Linked DNA regions of Mus musculus: region 1 is linked to region 2. Evidence: chromatin loops called from intact Hi-C (ENCODE). Cell type or tissue: gastrocnemius. All regions are shown on one strand.

What was found. Hi-C counts contacts between places; a loop is a spot of excess contacts. Peaks named below come from ENCODE experiments on the same cell type or tissue, not always from the same donor. Only the 100,000 strongest peaks of a DNase experiment are listed, where the experiment ranks them.
Region 1: it touches region 2 in a loop (3.0-fold over the local background); 7 of 42 quality-filtered maps call a loop at or near these places.

What each region holds. Positions count from the first base shown.
Region 1 is chr15:66,581,219-66,583,718 of GRCm38, forward strand. The region is part of intron 2 of Phf20l1 (PHD finger protein 20-like 1); the gene reads left to right. Among named protein-coding and RNA genes, the nearest start is that of Phf20l1, 4.9 kb to the left of the region's middle. In gastrocnemius, no CTCF peak of the experiment used is centred here; no DNase peak of the experiment used is centred here.
Region 2 is chr15:66,629,585-66,632,084 of GRCm38, forward strand. It overlaps Phf20l1 (PHD finger protein 20-like 1), which reads left to right. Exons shown (of 21, transcript NM_001081409.1): 16 at 216-397; 17 at 1,283-1,382. Among named protein-coding and RNA genes, the nearest start is that of Tg, 40 kb to the right of the region's middle. In gastrocnemius, no CTCF peak of the experiment used is centred here; a DNase peak (open chromatin) is centred at 1,377.

The sequences.
Region 1 (2,500 bases), 48 kb before region 2:
TAGCCTTAGACCTTAGTAAGTCTATATCACTAGCTTAATGGCCTCACTTTTGGGTTCTTCTGTACTCACAGAGGTTGAGTACCACAGTTATTTTGCCTCTTTTCCCTAGCTACTCAGTGGGTAGTTCTTTTAAGGAGCCCGTTTCTTACCAGGTGGATAGTGTTTTCTTACCAGGTGGACAGTATATACACACACACACACACACACACACACACACACACACATATATATATATATATATATATAGAGAGAGAGAGAGAGAGAGAGTGTTTTTTTTTTACCAGGTGGACAATATATATATATATATGTATATATATATATATATATATATATATATATATATATAGTGTTTTCTTGAACTTGGGATGCACCTGAAAGATAGGCTTCATCATAGCAAGAGAGATTTAAAAAACAGTGTCTAGATTTTACCAAATGTCAGCAAGGATGTTTTGGTGACAGTGATATACTCCCAACTGCAAAATAATGGATTTACACTGTGCAGCAAGAGATGCCACTTTGTTCAGGACTTAGCTTTCTTGGTTGTGGTTAGCCAAGATTGTTTTACTGTGAAAATATACAATTAAATTTTTGTGAGATATGACTATAAAGAACCTTTTTTTGTGTGAATCTTTACTGTTTTCTTAAAGTTACTGCTTTTGTGAATACCAAGTTATTTCATATTCATATATTCTCATAGGCTTCTCAGCCAACAAAGTGCCAATGAGCTAGTGTTAAGCTTTAAAGAAGCACATAGTTTATTAGTTCATGCTATAGTTTTTGGGGACACTAATGTAGCTTTAAGTTTTTTCAAAACCTATTTTTAAATGCTTTAACCTCCCTTAGAGCCTGTCACCCACTAGGTTAAAAAAAAAAGATAAAGGGAAAGTGTACCAGTGTAGAAAGATTCTTTGGAATAGCTCCTGTTCTAACTGACTTTCCAAAGAACCCTTAAGTTTGCACTTCATACTAATGCAATTTTGACCTCGATGTATAAGGGGTTTACTTTTGGTGGTGAACTGTCCTCTAATTCCGTGGCTGTTATATTTTGATTCAGTAACTAAATTCAAAAAATATTTTTATAGAAATACTTGTTCAGACCTTATTTGAGAATATTTTAGTGTCTTATACAGAGTATAATTGCTGAAAGCAAGTCAGAGTTGTAGCTTTTCAACAAGAGAGTCACGCTAACTAGGTTTTAAGGTCTACATGTATTTCTAATAAGTCCAGTGATGATGGCCCTATTGAGATATATTGGCCAGTAGACCATGTTTACTTATTTGTTCTCAAGACATGTACACTGAACCATATCCTGTGGAATTATGGTGTCACATATGGGTAGGTACCGTTCCTTTTAAAAAGAAGTATTAGAGAGGTTCAGAGATGGATCAGTTTAACCACTTAAGCGGGCTTAAGTTAACCAGTTAACCTTAAGTTCAAGCAGTTAAGGGAGCTTGCTGCTTTCCCATAGGGTCTAAGTTTACTTTCCAGTACCCATGTAGAAAGGCTCACAACTGCCTCTAATTCCAGCTCCAGGGTATATGATGCTTTCTTCTGGCTTTTGAGAGTACTCTTACTCACATGCACATACATATATACATATACAATTTTAAAAATATTTTTAAGATATGTTTATTTTTCTTGTTTTATGTGTAAGTCTCTTACCTGCTTGGTACCTTGAGGGACTCATAAGAGGGCCTTAGAGATGGCTGTGAACCACTCATGTTGTAGGTGCTGGGAAATGACCAGGTCCTTAGAGCAGCCAGTGCTCTTAATCAGTGAGCCATTTCTCTAGCCCATTCCCCCACTTCATATACATGAATTAAAGAGGGGAGTTGAGGGGGGCGGGCAAACAAGCCAAGCATAGTAGCACACTCCCAGCAACTTAGAGGGCTGAAGTAGGCATACAGCAAGTTCAAGGTCAGCATGGCAACTTAGTGTGACTTCTTCAGAATAATGTATCCAGGTTTGGGGAATTTAGCTTTGTGGTGGAACACTTGTCTAGCATGTATAAAGCCTTGAGTTCAGTCTCCTATACCAGCCACTCAAGCAGAAAACAGCATCAAAAGCACAAAGTAGATAACAGTGGAACACTCAAAATGCCAGTTAATTTCATCTGTATATACAAGATTTTTTTTTATGTATAAGAAAGGAAAATATATTACTGTTTTAGTAATAAAAAGACATGCTAAATTTAGTGGGATGAAATAAACTAAGGGTAAGTTCCTCCTTTTAGGTTTAGGAAGATAAAGTTTACTAGGAGACTTAGATCTGTTTCTTAGGAAGAGTACCATCAGTACAGAGCAGCCAGTACTGCATATTAGATAGCTTCTCTTTGGGAATTCATATATGCAACATAGAGACTGTTGCTTCCTGTTTTCAAAGTAAGCATGCAGCTACCTATAAAAGTCACTGATGGCTTGATTGATCTGTCTGCACTACTGAATGCAGGCCCTGAGAAGTCATTCTGCTGTCTGACATTTTTACTTTGTATCTGCTTTTG
Region 2 (2,500 bases):
AAAAACGATGGCTACTCAGTATTACTTTCATCAGTGTATGGAAACTACAAAACATTTAAATGTTTTTGTTTGTTTGTTTTTTGTTCTGTTTTTGTTCTAGAGGCAGGTACTCAGTTTGCATGGGTTTGCTCTGCTGAAATGCTTATACTCCCTTCCAATAGCTGCTTTGTGATACAGGACATAATCGAAATGGTGTGCACTTTTATGTGTTCCAGATTTGTCAGATGTGGAATTCCTGGATGACTCTTCCACAGAGAGCCTGCTTCTGAGTGGGGATGAGTACAACCAAGACTTTGATTCAACTAATTTTGAGGAGTCTCAGGATGAAGACGATGCTCTTAATGAGATTGTACGCTGTATCTGTGAACTGGATGAGGAGAATGGCTTCATGATCCAGGTACTTAACCAACCTCTGCCCTGCAGTTCTGGATCACTGTGGGTGTTAGCAGATGGGCCAGAGAGCTTTTCTTTTTCATTAGCCATCCCTCAAAAGGTAGTGTCTAACACATTGCCCTGCTTTCCATTCTAGCAGTACTGGCTAGGAAATCTCTGCGTTGAGTCAAGTAGACACTTGGCTTGTGAATATCACTGGTCAGTTTAGGTTATCTGTTAACAGATTGAGGCCTTCGTGTTGAAATGTTCAAAGGCCCTGAAGGTGGGTCTTCCTCCACAGTGTAGAGTTGGCTACAGCATGTTTTTTTACTGACAGTTAATAATTCAGCAATATATATTTACCCTTTGGGGCGTGGAATTCGAACCCAAATTTCCAGAATTCTCAAAGAAGAAAGAGAACTTTGTTACAAGGGTTAGCAACCTCTGCTTATAAGTGTCTCTAAGAAATCAAGGAAGCATAGCCCACAGTTGTGTCAATATGTAGAAAAATTAGGAGATATTGATTACAAGATTTAAAAAGTAACCACCTATTTCTCTTTGTCAGTGGTGTTCTCAAATAAAGGTGCTATGGATTTAGAGCTTTACCACATGACTATTTAAGTGTCCTTGCATTGACATTCTACAGATTTGTTTCAGTGTTTTTATAATTTATTAAAGCATATTTTAATAGATCTGATATAAAGAAGTTCTTGAAATAGTTGAACATTTCAGTGATGAAATTCATCTTAAACATGACTTTTTCTTGTGGCACATAGAACTTGAATTAGCAGGACAGGATGGCAGGCCAGCTAGTTAAAAAGTGACAATGTGAGTCCTTGCCTTGCCTGTCCTGGTCTGGTCTGTGGGTGCCGATTCTGCCAGCACTATGGGTCTCTTCTGTTTTCTGCAGTGTGAAGAGTGCCTATGCTGGCAGCACAGTGTGTGCATGGGGCTCCTGGAGGACAGCATTCCGGAGCAGTACATCTGCTACATCTGTCGGGACCCTCCGGGTGAGGCCCTCCGCCCCGTGTGGGTTGTGTGACGCGGACTCCAGAGTATGGCCACTGTGTAGAGCACCTGCACTTCTTGGTTAGCTAGACTCCTCTGCCATAACGTGGGTTGAAGAGACTTTTTGCCTGTTACAGCATGACTTTCATAGTAATCACCTGCACAAGCACATTGATGTAGATATATTTACTTCCTGACTACCTTACCGAAAGGGAGTTCATGACTTTCTCCTGAAGCTAGCTTTTGCCTACTCTGGGTATTGATTTCTAGCTAGGATTATTTATGCTGAACCAATATTCATTGCCTGCTAACCATCTGATTAGTTTTGAAAAGTTTACCCAATTTATTGCAGAGTAAAGAGGATTCCACAGCCTTACTTATATCTTTTCTTTCCCTGATGAAGCACTTAGATGTGGGAAGTCATATATTTGTGCCTGAAGAGGTACCACTGAGTGTATACTGAGATGAAAGACTGAGCTATTTTGACTCCCAAACCATTGTACTTGCTTTGTCATGCCTATTTCTATGCTAAGTAACACATTCTGCATGTAGAATATATTTTCAGCTATCAACGCAGAGAATAACTAGGCAGATGAACTGGTCTCATGCTCACTGAAAGAATAAAGGAAAAATTTTTAAGAAGCAAGAAAGGGGGCTGGTAAGATCAATTAGCAGTTAAGAACACTGACTACTCTTCCAGAAATCCTGAGTTCAATTCCCAGCAACCACATGGTAGCTCTGTAAAGAGACCTGATGCCATCTTCTGGCATCTAGGTGTGCATGCAAACAGAGCACTCAGACATTTAAAGATAAATAAATTTTAAAAAAATTAATTAATTAATCAGTTAATTAAAGCAAGAGAGGGATAAGGAAATGGACCAGTGTTTTGATCTCTATATTCATGTAAAGAGCTGGGCATGCCTATAATCCCAGTAGTGTGGAAGTAGAGACATAAGGTCTCCCTGGGCTTTGCTGGCCCACCAATCTAGTCACATCAGTGTGACTTCCAGATTCCATGAAAGGTCCTGTCTCAAAAGCTGAAGTAGTAAGTGGTAAAGAACCATAACCTCTGGCTCATATATGCAAAGAACCAAGAGAATTATTCAGAGCTATGTGAATA